2 separate regions of the Homo sapiens genome follow, and region 1 is linked to region 2. Evidence: read pairs that join two places in POLR2A ChIA-PET (ENCODE). Cell type or tissue: CD4-positive, alpha-beta T cell. All regions are shown on one strand. Links, peaks and the distances in the headings refer to the core of each region. The heading gives the core; the rest is flanking DNA.

Region 1 (5,000 bases), core at 1-5,000, 240 kb after region 2:
GTCAGTATCTGAAGGCTTTTCTCTGGACTGTTCTGTGTATCCAGAGTACCCCTCTTTTTCCTATGAGGATGCCAATATGCTTGGTACTCTGGGGGCTGAGTGGGGGAAGGAGGCTGACAGTTCGATAATTTGGTATGTACACTTGTACTTAATCCCCATTTTCAGCCCCAAGATTAACCCAGTTCCACGTGTCTAGATTTCCTGAGTCAGAAATCTGTGTGGTTCAATTTCTCCAGAGAATAAATCCTTGCTCTTCTGTGAGTGTGCTTGGGTGTTGAACACTTGGATGCATAAGGTGGGAGGAGCCGTGGGGTCCTACTTGTTTTCAGTCCTGTACCTCCTTACTTTCCACTATCGGGTACTTCCAAGCACTGAACCTCTCAGGTTCTGTTGGGAAAGTGGCTTGCCTCTCAGCAGTACCTCCTTTGCAGGCCCTTGGTTTGCCTCAACGCTGGCAAGTCAGTTACCGCTGTTGCTCCTTTCCTGTTCTCTTTGACCTTGCAGATTAGTACCCTTTTCATTTTCTTACTGTTATTCTACAAGAGACTCAGGAAGGAGATAGGTGCCAACTTGAATGATCAGTCTCCCTTTTACATTACAGGCTGAACCTCCTCAGAAGAGCAACTGGAGATAGAAGCATGAATCTTTTATCCATACGTTCCGCCAGGCTCGAGAGGTCCAGCAGGTAACTGCCAAAGGTGGAAACTGTTCACACTTGCCTCCCATCCTGCCTGCAGAAAACCCAGACTGCATTCAGTGTCCTCAGTGTAGCCACCACTTTGCTCCCAAGGTGGCTGAGCAACACATTCCCAAGTGTAAGACCATCAAGAACTGTCTTCCACCTCTAAGGAAGCATTATAGTTGAGCAGACAACAATGGAAACTTTTGGATAGTTCAGAAAGCTCTGCTTCTCTTCAGCAGTAAATGGGAGTAGAATTTGATGCAAAGCAGAAAGAAATCAAACAGCTCCCAGATCTGCCTGCAGAGCTAAAATCTGTGAGGAGAGAGCCACTGCTAAGCAGCAGGAGGCAGAAGGAAGCCCCAGCTTCCCACTAAATTACAACCTTGGGCTGGTATGCTTTATGTTATTGCCCTCAGAATTGATGGGTGAAGACACTGAAGAGTCATGAGCAGGCTCCATTAAAGCTCTTTTCTTGCATGCCTGACTTGTGGTTTGTGCTAGTTAAGTGCCTGCATCTGGTTCTGCCTTCTTGTCACTGCATGTATGTTCAGAGTTCCTGTTAACTCTTGCTTTTGTAGAAGCTGGAGTTATTAGGATGTGTTGGTGTCAGAGGGGCATGATCACCCAGATAGTAACTCTTATAAAAGATAATACAATTTTGCTATAAGGCATTATTAATGGAAATCTATCCTTGGTCTCCCTGGTGCATAAGCCTGGCCAAAACCCAATACAAGTATGTAAGGTTAAGGCACCAATGTCTCCTAAACCTTCCCTATGGTGTACTGTGTAATAAAGGAAAGATCTTTATGTACTTTACAGGGTAGGGATGGGTGTTGGGGGGGAAACACATTATACTTCTCTCTACTTGTTCTTTTCTAATGGGTTTCATATGTTAAGAAAGAAACCTCCATTTTAGCTGTTAGTAGCACTCTACTTTCAAATCGGTTTGGCTAAATGACTGTTTAGAGGCAGCAAAATCTACCATCAAAGCAAGCTGAGACAGGCTGGTCATGGTGGCTCATTCCTATAATTCCAGCACTTTGGGAGGCTGAAGTGGGAGGATTGCTTGAGGCCAGGAGTTCAAGAGCGGCCTCGACAACAAAGCAAGACCCCATCTCAAAACAAAACAAAGCTGGGACACTGCACAGTGTCACATGCCCTTGGCAATTATAGCATAGTCAACTTCTATTTCAGAGAGTAAACTTTGAAGGGAAAGGGATCAAATCTTTTTAATTTTCTCTGTGTAGAATATTGCCTAGCACAAGTTAGACCTTCAATTAGTGAGGTCTGGAGATTTAAAATTAAACAAGAAGATGAGTGAGTCCTACACTAGTGAAATCAGAGAACTGATAAGTTAATGTCTGCGAGAGTATTATCAGTTCAGATAGGAGTGAAGTTAGCACAACAGATAGAAATCTTAGGATTACTGTTCTGTATTACTCAAATTGTTAGTTTAAAATACTGGAGAAAAACTGCTCAATTTGAGCTAGTCAACAGGGCTAGACAGACAACAAAATCCTATTTTACTAAGTAACAAATGGCCACTCACTCTTGCTCCATTTCCACTGCACTCCAGCCTGGTGACCTAGTGAGACTCCATCTCAAAAAAAAAAAAAAAAAAAAGAAAAAAAAATTGGGCTAACAGATCAGACCAATTTGAAATGTGAGTTAAGGCTTTAGCGGTGAAGCTGCAGGACACAGGCTGGGAAAAAATCCTATATATTTAAATAGGAGCACACATTTCTTTGCACTCTTTTTAATTGTTCCAAAGGAAAGGAGGTATCACATAATAAAGCTTTATGGTTAGCCCCTTAAGGAAACCTCACACAGAGATAATGGATATTTAACCTAATAGGTACATTCCCTAGGCAAGTTCAATGAAATGTACACTTTAAGTGGGAATGTAAACCAGTACATTGCAATAGATGGCAAGAGTAAGCTGTGGCCAAGGTCACAAAATGGCAACATGTGGATTGCTTTGCTCCACAGATGTTTTATTTCGCTGGCCTAGCATTCATAATATGATCTGACATTTAAAAACTGGGATATGGAACATCTCTTGAAAAACTGGAAGTTCTGGAAACACTGGGCCAGCAACCCGCATGGCACAAATTGGGTGGGGTTTAGAATCAGATGCTCCTCCAGATGGGAATGGTAGCACCAGACCACTGCAGTCTCACTTGGCCTGCTTCACTTCTTTACCTTATCTGCCTGGTACCACAGGCACTTGGATTTGGGATCGCTGGATGTTAGTAAGGTCATAGATCCGGGCCCTCCAGAGAGAACAAATTGTTGTTATATGTGGGGAGTGCTTTCTAAAAAGGAAGCAGTTGTTTGCTCTCATTTTGCTAAAGAAATAAAACAATAGTCAATGCCTTAAGTGTTCCCTTTAATCTCTACATGTTTAGGCCTTGGTTATATTAGAAATATCTTTCAAGGCCGAGCATGGTGGCTCATGCCTGTAATCCCAGCACTTTGGGAGGCCGAGGTGGGCGGATCACAAAGTCAAGAGATCGAGACCATCCTGGCCAACATGGTGAAACCCCGTCTCTACTAAAAATACAAAAATTAGCTGGGCGTGGTGGCGCACACCTGTAGTCCCAACTACTCGGGAGGCTGAGGCAGGAGAATTGCTTGAACCCAGGAGGCAGAGGTTGCAGTGAGCTGAGATCGCGCCACTGCACTCCAGCCTGGTGACCTAGTAAGAATCCATCTCAAAAAAAAAAAAAGAAAAAAAAAAAAGAAATATCTTTCATCTTTTAAATTTATCTTGATCTGGTCTCTGGGAAGAGATAAGAACCTTTTTTTAAAAAAATCTGAATTTCTTCCTGGATAGCTCAGACGATGACAGTAAATGCATGCTGCTTCTTAATGTCTGTATTTTATACAACTTTATCCAAGAAATGTTTAGTGCAAGTAAACATTATAAAGTTCATAAGGTTACACCATAGGAGAAATTTCACGGGGAAACTCCTCATGTGGAAACTCATTTCATTAAAAATGTATGCAGATGTGCCGAGACAGTATTTCTTTTTTTTTTTTTTTGAGACGGAGTCTCGCTCTTGTCACCCAGGCTGGAGTGCAGTGGAGTGATCTTGGCCCACTGCAAGCTCCGCCTCCCGGGTTCACGCCATTCTTCTGCCCCAGCCTCCCGAGTAGCTGGGACTACAGGCGCCCACCACCACGCCCGGCTGATTTTTTGTATTTTTAGTAGAGATGGGGTTTCACTGTGTTAGCCAGGATGGTCTTGAACTCCTGACCTGCCCACCTCGGCCTCCCAAAGTGCTGGGATTACAGGCGTGAGCCACCGCGCCTGTCCTGCCAAGACAGTATTTTTTTTTTTATTTTTGAGATGGAGTCTCACTCTGTCGCCCAGGCTGGAGTACCGTGGCGCAATCTCAGCTCACTGCAAACTCCGCCTCCTGGGTTCACGCCATTCTCCTGCCTCAGCCTCCAGAGTAGCTGGGACTACAGGCACCTGCCACAACACCCAGCTAATTTTTTTGTATTTTTAGTAGAGACGGGATTTCACTGTGTTAGCCAGGATGGTCTCGATCTCCTGACCTCGTGATCCGCCCGCCTCGGCCTCCCAAAGTGCTGGGATTACAGGCGTGAGCCACTGCGTCTGGCCCGAGACAGTATTTCTTAACAGCAATGTATGTAATGCAGCACAGCACCTTCTGGCCAATGTTTGCTTTCATTATCAATTTATCACTCTCCACAGCTACACAGGTGGTAACAGAGATGTGACATAGTGGAGTTTTTCTCCCTAATGTTCATCATTCTGTGAGGTTTAATGATCAGCGTGTTTATTTCCACAGTTAATCATTGAAACAATAAATGATTTTTGGCTTTGCAGCAGTTAGGAACATGTTTTATAGTCCTGATTATAGCCCACTCTGCCCTGACCATCATGAATACTTTTTTGGAGGTTTAGGGATTTCATGTGAATGAATTTATTTAAAATGTATTCTTGCCCCTGAATTGTTCTATTATGAATGTTTGTGAACATATGGCAAGTGAAATGAAATTTTTTAGTGTACTTTTGCTTTAAACTTCAGTGAAATGCTCAGCCAAGAGAAGTTGTAACTTGGCTGTGCTATGCCAGGGAGACCAAATTCAGTTCAATCTCTTTGAAGGAAAAGTTTTACAAACCATAAACTGGCATTATCACTTGGAAAGGCCCCCACTGAGACTGAGGAGGTAGGTACAAGAAAGGATCATCCTTCTTTTAGTGGCTCATTTTTTCCCTCCCTCTGCACTTTCGGCACTTTTAGACATTTTTGGGAAAAAAGCTGTAGCAGCAGCAATGATTCTG
Region 2 (9,221 bases), core at 1,626-6,625:
AGATCTCACATGAACTCAGAGTGTGAACTCGCTCATTACCGTCAGGAGGGCACCAAGACATTCACGAGGATCCTCCTCCATGACCCAAACACCTTCAGTATCGGGGATTACAATTCAACATGAGATTTGAAGGGGACAAACATCCAAACCATAATGTCTTTACTGATGGATGCTTACAGTGTTTCCATTTATTGCCAGTACAGATGTGAAGGTTGTGGTGTGTATGTCTCTCTTTACACGCTTACATGCAAATAATTGCCTGTTTTTCTACAGCAGTGCTGTAATCAAACTCTTTAACTTTTGACAATCTGATAGGTGAAAAAAATAGTATCTCATTTTTCATTTATTTACTAAGAATGAGGTTGTGCATCATTTATCTTTATGCATCATTTCTTTGTATTTCTTTCTTAACGAATTTTCTCAGTGCCTTAATGTGCTTAGTGTACTTAGTAATGGGCACCATTACAAAGAATCCAGGTTTCAAAGCTTTTTAAAATACTGCAGATACTCCAAAGCCTGCCCTTGTCTGTGTAGCTTCAAAGGATGGGTAAGGGAGAGCCCACTGCCATTTGCACCCAGCCTCACCAAAGGACTGCTTATAGTGATACCTCTTACTCCAGTTTTAAGGCTGGAGCCAACAGAGGCAGAAGTGGCCCTTCCTTGCAAATAATAAAGTGTAGTTCTGGTAACAATTAGTAATCTAAAATGAGAAATATTTTCTCTGTTTTTACTCAGGTAACTATCACTGTCTTCACTGAGGAGTATGTAATCCCATGCAGTTTATTTTATTAGGTTGGGTGACCAAAGAGAACTGAGTGGTGCACATTCTAGTTCTTTAAAGTTGCTCCTCTTTAAGTCTCCTCCCCTGCCTTATACCTTGACTTCAGATAGTTTTTAACTCTTGAACCACTCACCAAAACCAACATTAGAGCACAGGAGATCCTACAGGTAGCAAAGAATACAGAATGCTGTACATTACTCATTCCTTCTTGGGTTTCTTTGTTTCTGTGATTCAGCTTGTTACAGATATCAGATGGGTTCTTGGGATTAACTTCCTCTATAACAAAAACGTGGTTCTGTAGAGTTGGTTATATTAGAATTTTGCCTAAATGGCTAGGCTTTAAAATATAATTTACTTTTAAAATATTTGCTTGCTTGGGTATAAAATGGTAGCTTACTTGGACTTTAATTTGTATTTCTTTGATGACTATGGAAGGTGAACCTTTCCCTTGTTTGTTTGCTGAATTTGTATATTTTAGAAATACTTATAGTTACAGTGGATGAAATATAAGTACCTCAAACCTTTGAGGGCTAGTTAAGATTTTTCTGTATTATAACAAATTTATTTTTACAGGAAAAAACAACAGCAAAAATGTCGTAAGTCTCAAAAGTACCTCTAGGAAAATTAAAAGGGACACTGATATTCAAGAAGCCATTTCAAGCTGAAAGTCATTATTCTGCTCCTTGTATGTTTAGTGGTTCGGTAATCATTTATTCATTCCATATGTTGAATGTCTTTGTACGAAGTCTATGAATGAGTCCTCTTAAGGAGCTGACATCCAGTGGAGGAATTCAACATGTAAATAAATAATTTTACTATAGCATCAGTATAAATTAGAGATATTAACAAAATACAATAGTTTCCAAAATATTTTAATTCCAACTTCATTTGTTTTTTGTTTTTTTGTTTTTTATTTTTGAGACAGAGTCTCACTCTGTTGCCCAGCCTGGAGTGCAGTGGTGATTTTGGCTCACTGCAACCTCTGCCTCCCAGGTTCAAGCCATTCTCATGCCTCAGCCTCCTGAGTAGCTGGGATTACAGGCACCCACCACCACGTCCGGCTAATTTTGTTTGTATTTTTAGTAGAGACGGGGTTTCGCCATGTTGGCCAGGCTGGTCTCAAACTCCTGACCTCAGGTGATCTGTCTGCTGCAGCCTCCCAAAGTGCTGGGATTACAGGCGTGAGCCACTGTGCCTGGCCTAATTCCAATGTTAAAATCTTGAACATTTATTCGCAAACATACTACTCATTTCAAAAACACCTACACATTTTTTCTTCTAATCCTATATTCTTTATTTTATCTGAGTTTAAAACTTAGAATTTAAACTGTAGATTTAAAAGTAGCAAGGTGAGATTGATCAGTATATTTAACTATGTGCTGAGGTTGATAAGTATATTTAACTATGTGCTGAGGATGCCGTGGGAATGGATTTAAATTTGCTGTGGGCTGTTTACTTTTTCTTTATTCAATGAGCCTTACCATATAAGGGGCAAACTGTGGCCACTGAACAAAGAAAAAGTAACCAGCCCACAGCAAATTTAAATCCATTCCCACGGCATCCTGAGCACAGTATTGTGTTTTCACATAAATGCCCAAGACTTAGTTCGTAATGATCTTTCGCTAAAATGTGTATCCTTGATCCAGGTGGAGCTGAGAGAATATACATGAATTAAATTTAATTAATTAATTATTATTGAGGTAGGGTCTCTCTGTCACCCAGGCTGGAGTACAGTGGTGTGATCTTGGCTCACTGCCACTTCTGCCTCCCAGGCTCAAACAATTCTCCCACCTCATCCTCCCTAGTAGCTAGGATTTCAGGCACCCACCACACACCATGCCCAGCTAATTTTTGTATTTTTAGTAGAGACACGGTTTCGCCTTGTTGCCCAGGCTGGTCTTGAACACCTAGGCTGACGTGATCTGCCGGCCTCGGCCTCCCAAAGTGCTGGAGTTATAGGTGTAAGCCACTGTGCCTGGCTGTATATATGAATTAATCAAAATAGGTACTTCAGCATTGATGAGCAGAATGCCCAAAGATTTTTCTATATTGAAGCCCACATTATTTATTAGGCTTCTTACTAAAGCCCATGAAAGACATTGAGCCATAGGTTTTCTATACACTAAAAACCTACTTTCTGGAAAGTCAGATGTTACCAGTTTCTTCCCACTGCTATTACTTTGGCTCCTCCCTTTGACCAGGTGATACTGTTAAAAGCCTAGTTATTTCATTGCTAGTCATGCAAATGGTAATTAGTGTACATTAGAGCAATAATGCATTCCCAGGTTCAGTGTAAAGAGCATGGTGTTTCCATGCTCTGGTTCTCTCTCCTTGTCACAGATAATAAATCACAAGCCATGTTTAAAATACATTCTCTGCAGTCTTTGATACTGTGTAGTGCAAGCAACAGATTCATAGTTTCTTTTTAAGAATCTGAACTTTTACAGAATATGTATATCTCCATATACTTTTAAAAACATATTAACATAATATGTGGCTGGGCATGGTGGCTCATGCTTGTAATCCTAGCACTTTGGGCGGCCAAGGCAGGAGGATTGCTTGAGTCCAGCAGTTTGAGACCAGCCTGGGCAACATAGTGAGACTCTGACTCTAAAAAAAAAAAAAAAAATTACAAAAATTTTTAAAAAGCATAATATGTAAGAATATATATATATTAAAAATCAGAATACCAATAGGAAATATCCCTGATCCATATATTTGTAGTTGTAATCTTGCCATGAATTATATCAGTTGAGTCTGTTTCTTGGTCTCTTTATCTCATGAATGAAAGTAATAATACCAGCTTACTGTTTTCTCTAAGATTAAATTTCAAGAAATATTTTTGTGTAGAGATAAATAAAATTCAGTTATTGATCTAGGGTGTTGATAGTCTGTTAGGGAAGACAGATCTGTAAGTGGATAATTATACTACGGTGTGGAAGTTCAAAAGCAGACATATCAAAATCCGGAAGTTAACTGTGGAAAGCAGTGATTATTTGATTGGCAAAGGAAAAAGGGGTAAGTCAGGGAAGGATGACTAGACTCATGCCAAGTGGATAAGGTTAGGGAAAAGACATTTCAGGAAGAATGACTAGTACATATATGCAGAGTTATAGAGACATGAAATGGTGCGATGCGCTCTGAGTGCTAGAAGGAAGTCTGTATTGTTTGTATAAAATGCCATAGGCACTGGCCAGAGATGTTGCAGGAAAGTGTAGTTGGGGCCAGATCAAGAGGGACCTGAGTTCTTGGACTTTGCCTGGTAGGTAGGGGAAGGAGTTAAAGCAAATGAATCACAACTGTGTGTTTTAGGAAGATCACTCTGGCAGCATGAATCTGGAGCGGGTGAGTACAGACAGGAAGACTAGGTAGAGATTAGTGCTTTGCTTTCAGGTGAAAAAAAAATGAGGTCAGTGAATTATTAAATAAAAAGGAATGGCAGAGGAGAAAGAGAGGACAGGATTGAGCTGAACTGTTCAGGAGCTGGAATGGTTAGGACTTGGATTGTCCAGAGAGTTTTCTCTTTGTGACTTAAAATATATGGCTTTTCCCAGTTTTCCTGGGTTAGTTTTTAATTTTTTAAACTTGCGGTTTCAAATGAGTCATTCTACCCCTTAGACTGTCCAGAGAGGGAGGGGGCTCTTTGCATATTTATTTTTCCTAAAGCTCAGCCTAATGCTATGTTCTTTTTAGGTCAGATGGGCAGACCTGGAAGAGAAGAAGGATGCAGATAGGAAAAGGGCCATAGGTTTTGTGGTCGGACAGACTGATTGGGAGAAGATCACAGATGAAAGTGGTCACCTGGCTGAAAAAGCCCTCAATCGAACCAAATATATATGAGACTTAGTTTTTGAACGGAGTCATTATTCCTCTAAGGTAAGAGTACACAGTCATATAAATAGCCTACTGTGTGGTTGCTTCAAAGGGTTTGAGATAAAGAAGACAGCATATTTTGCTAAAAATGCTCTCTTCTTGTGTTATTTTATAGTTCTGAAAGAGTAAGTATGTACTAGTTGTTAACATTTACAATACTATTAGAAAAGGAAGCCATTTTCTGCAAGCTGGCTCACTTATAAAAATAAAAACCTTGAGAAAAACTTGAATTCTATAGATTTGGGAAGGACTGAAATGATGTTATACTAAGGGCTACTGAACTTTTTGCCTGTTCTTTCCAGGTGTGACAGCCTTTTCTTTTCTTTCCAGGTGGTTCGCTTTGAGGTGGTCTGAAGCCAAGGCCTCGCGGAGCTTCTTTGTGTGTCACCTTGCTTCCACGTTTCAGTTCTTGTTTTGTTTCTACTGCTTTAGTTTTTTTTAAAGTTCTCCAGTGTCCCCAAGAGGTATTAGAATCTTGCTGTACCCAAGCAAGACGTTAATTTTTCTTTTAACTGTTTTGGGGAGGGAGGGAGTGATAGCTTAACTGCTGAAGCCAGGCGGGGGTCTGCTGGAGGATTCCAACAGAGAGTATTTCCTCCACTGTACAATGTCACAGACTATCTCTATCATCATTGCTTTGTGGCTGTTTCTGTTTTTTACTGTATGTAACTGGTAGCTGATTGTACTAGGATTAAAAACAATAAACTTTCATGATAAAGCCGATGAGATTCATGGGCTATACAGCATGGGCCCTTTTCTCTTGTTTTCTTAATTTTATTTTTAATTGCTTTTTAAATATGGTATGTCCTAATTAAATGCTAGCTGAACATCCCAAAACCTTTTTTTCATTGAATATTATATGGCTCAATGATTCCGTAGCACATGTTGTAAAACACAGGGTTCAAATGATGTTCAAAACACTCATCTTTGTTTTATAGCTGATTTCTCTATCTTTGTGTCTTGAAGACTGACCAAGTTCAAATATTCATCAGTTCCCTGGAGCATATCCATTCTGTAACATGATGCTTTATTTAAAAATTTTTTTTGATCCTCTCTCTGTTCTTCCCTCTCTTCTTTCCTTCCTTCTTCTTTTCACTTTCTGCCTTTATGCTGTTAGGTTTTTATTTTTTCCTGATCTGGCTTTGAATTCTGGTAGACAGAACTGATGTATTCTGTGGAACTCAAGCTTGTTGCCTTCATTTGAACTTGAATTGTGGATTTTTAAATGAAGATTGCAGGGAAAGAGTATAAAGATGCAGAGCACTCTGGCATGTAACCTTTAAGCCTGTCAGGTTTTCAAGTTCTTGCCAGATTGTTCATTACTGGAAAGCATGGCCTTCTGCACAGAATTTCCTCTCTTGTGGTTAATACCAGGTGGAACCCAGAAACATACAGAGATAAAACCCAAATATTATTTCTATGTAAACACAGAAAAGGGACTCTTCCCTTTTTCATCCTGCAAAGAAAAAAGTCATCTTTTAGCATGAAAGAAGATGAGAGAGCCTTCTTCCTCAAGCATAATTTGCATTTTGTAATCCAACTCAGTAATTTGTAAATGTGTTCACTGAAGACTTCAATATTTTGAAATATTCTCTTTCAGGCCACAGATGAAAATCCTTTACTTTTATGACCTACATTAAAGACTGTATGAATAGAGCTAATAGTTACTAGCATTTGAATAGTATCACTTTGGGTTCAACAAATTGATATTATAGTACTGAATACCCCTAATTTAATGGAAATTCTAACAACTTTCTGTACTTTTATCTTCCCTGAAAATCTGAATTTTTAAGCAAGTGACTTTAAGTTCATTAAGTCAATATTGAATGTATAAATTGCTACATTAAATAACTTCTGCTGTTTGTAGTATTTAATAAGCTATTTTCATTGCTTATTGGCCTACAATACATTTCTGTGTACTGACCTTTCTCAGCAGCCTTTATTATGTAGAGTGAAGATATGTCGCAAAAATAGCCAAATAGAATTATTGTTTGTACAAAGACTCATTTACTACTTTCTAAAGCCACCCAATGCCTATTATCAAAAACAAAACTTCCATAATGTGTTCTCTAGTTCAGATGAAATGGAGGCCGATATGTTCTTCTGCAGGATGCTTTATTTCAGTTGTCCTTAACCTTGTGATGTTCTGACAGTAGTTAGAATGCCAATGAAATGAGTGGTGATTATCCGTGAGTCACTTGGAATCATGGGTAATTTTGCATATGTGTGTTTTCACCTTACAGCCATGGCTTTATGTCTGTGCTCTTATACCAGGGCAGGGTGGGAAGCTGGGGAAGAGTTAACATAGTCAGAAACGGCCTCTGCCAATTTTCAGAAGATATAGATTACGTGACCTTAGAGAATGAACATAGAGTGCTCCTACTTTAGAAAATGGGTATAACAACCTTCATGCAAGGAGATTAATGAAAAAAGATTTGGCACCAAAAAGAGTAATAGAGACAGCCAGCTGATAATTGATTTTGCTAGTCCAATGTGGGACTTAACAAAATTCTTGCACTTACATTACTATTAGAAGCAGTATCGTATAGGAAGCCCAAGGTATCTTGAAGAAGAAATTTGGTGTGGGTAGAAAATGCCTTGATAATACAAATATTTTAAGTTTGTTAAGAGGTGTCCTGGAAATGCAGAGGACTAATTTTGGATTCCATTATTTGCTAGCATTTTATTTTAATTTTATTAACATTGTCTTCTCTTAGAAAGTTGCTGGTTTAAATCATATGAGTTTTATTTTAAATCTTTTGTGGTGTCATGTTACTTAAAATAATCTTATGTTGGGAAAGGTTTCTGATACCTTGGTGGGTATTTCAGCTTTTTTTTTTTTTTTGTCAGCTCTGTAAAGGATGATTTCAGACATTTTAAACTGAAAGTGAAATCTCTCACTTAAGTGATCTAACTTTACTTGTAAACTTCCTGTGTGAGGAATTCAGTAGACGAGACCCAGAAATGTTTCTGTTTGAGAATATTTAGAGTTAAGTGCCGTATTTGAAATATTCAGGGACTGATTGTAGAATCAGAAGTCATTAATAATAATACACAAGTAGTCTATTGACAGTTGATTCATATAATTTTCTAGAAGTTTGAGTTTGATTCAGATATCAGTGTTAAATCCAGAAGTTTATTGACAAAGATAAAATCTTAAATTTTCTGGTTGGATTTGTTTTCCTCGTGAAAGAGTTTTGATCATTGAGCAAACCAAAGTAGGTGCCATGTCATCTAGAGATCGACTATTACATTTTTTATTAGATTGACTAAGAATCTCAACTGAGGTTTTCTTATTTTGTAGGCCCCTCAGTTTTTGTGTTAAGTATTTTATCCTGCTAACTGTGCAAATTGCAGATATTTTGGTAAAGATGTCTAGAGCCTGGCTTAATTACTAGGATTATAAAAGCAACAGATTCTCAGCTGAGATAAGTTTTGCTAAGCCATAGAAGGAGAATGATTTCTCATTTTTAGTATTCACAGACCCTAATACAAGTTCAGATTCTTCTAGAAGCTGTATGACCTTAAGCAACTTTTTTTTTTTTTTTTTTTTTTTTGGAGACAAGGTCTCACTCTGTTGGCTGGAGTGCAGTGACGCGATATAGCTCACTGCAGCCTCAACTTCCTGGGCTCAGGTGATTCTCCCATCTCAGCCTCCCAGGTAGCTGGGACTACAAGTGTGCACCACCACACCCAGCCTTTTTTTTTTTTTTTTTTTTTAAGAGATTGGTTGTTGCCATGTTTCACAGGCTGGTCTTGAACTCCTGGGAGCAAATGATCGCCTATCTCAGCCTCCCAAAGTGCTGGGATTATAGGCGTGAGCCACCGTGCCTGGCTGAAATATTTTAACCTATCTGAGCTTCAGTTTCCTGCCTATAAAATGAAAATAACAAAACACACCTATTAAACATTGAGATAATGCATGTAAGCTACTTGGCACAGTACTGAGCACATAGTAAAAGCTCAAAAATCAGTAGTCACCATCATCGTTACTTTTTGACTTGTTCTCATGTGTTCTTTTTGAAATTCAAAATATCCAGCTGGCTTGAAGATAGTTGTCACGTTTTATAGTCAGCTATCATAGACTGAGCTATGTCATATGTAATAGTACAGTGTGTTGAAAGAGTAATTATTCAGAAGCATTTTCAGGTAACCAGTGACATTGATTTTCAGAACTAGTACGGAGGCTTGAGAGGCTCAGGTGTAAAAGGTAATTTAGTACTTAGAGGGGGTTGAGTAGTAACAGAAAGTAGTTGTCAGACCACAGGTATAAACATAGGTGAGGGCACAGAATCATTGATTTGCCTTGATTTTCACATATTCAAGAAGAAAGTAACTTTGTGAATAAATAATGCGTTCATAAAGGTATAAAACTCAGGAGGTTCAAGTGTCCCATCCATCTTAACCCTCAGCCTCCCACGACTCCATCTGTAGAGGCAACCAGTGTTGAGAAAAATTGTGTGGATAAGCATTAAGTATTAATGTTTTTACCTGGTTTTTGTACACACACTACCTTATTTTTCCTTTACCAGTATGTTTTAGAGGTCATTCAGATCATATATAAAAT

The links. ChIA-PET counts read pairs that join two places held together with the same protein. Peaks named below come from ENCODE experiments on the same cell type or tissue, not always from the same donor. Only the 100,000 strongest peaks of a DNase experiment are listed, where the experiment ranks them.
Region 1: POLR2A ChIA-PET joins it to region 2 with 5 read pairs; 2 of 35 experiments call an interaction of 5 or more read pairs at or near these places.

The regions. Positions count from the first base shown.
Region 1 is chr14:75,076,931-75,081,930 of GRCh38, forward strand. ZC2HC1C (zinc finger C2HC-type containing 1C) reads left to right here. Exons shown (of 3, transcript NM_024643.4): 3 at 602-3,058. The coding sequence ends at 634. NEK9 (NIMA related kinase 9) reads right to left here. Exons shown (of 22, transcript NM_033116.6): 22 at 2,423-5,000. Among named protein-coding and RNA genes, the nearest start is that of ZC2HC1C, 9.8 kb to the left of the region's middle. In CD4-positive, alpha-beta T cell, for the core only: no CTCF peak of the experiment used is centred there; no DNase peak of the experiment used is centred there.
Region 2 is chr14:74,830,791-74,840,011 of GRCh38, forward strand. YLPM1 (YLP motif containing 1) reads left to right here. Exons shown (of 21, transcript NM_019589.3): 20 at 4,475-4,657; 21 at 4,985-6,528. The coding sequence ends at 4,621. LOC105370569 (a long non-coding RNA gene) reads left to right here and starts at 8,376. Exons shown (of 2, transcript XR_944033.3): 1 at 8,376-9,221. In CD4-positive, alpha-beta T cell, for the core only: no CTCF peak of the experiment used is centred there; no DNase peak of the experiment used is centred there; H3K27ac peaks cover 1,868 bases.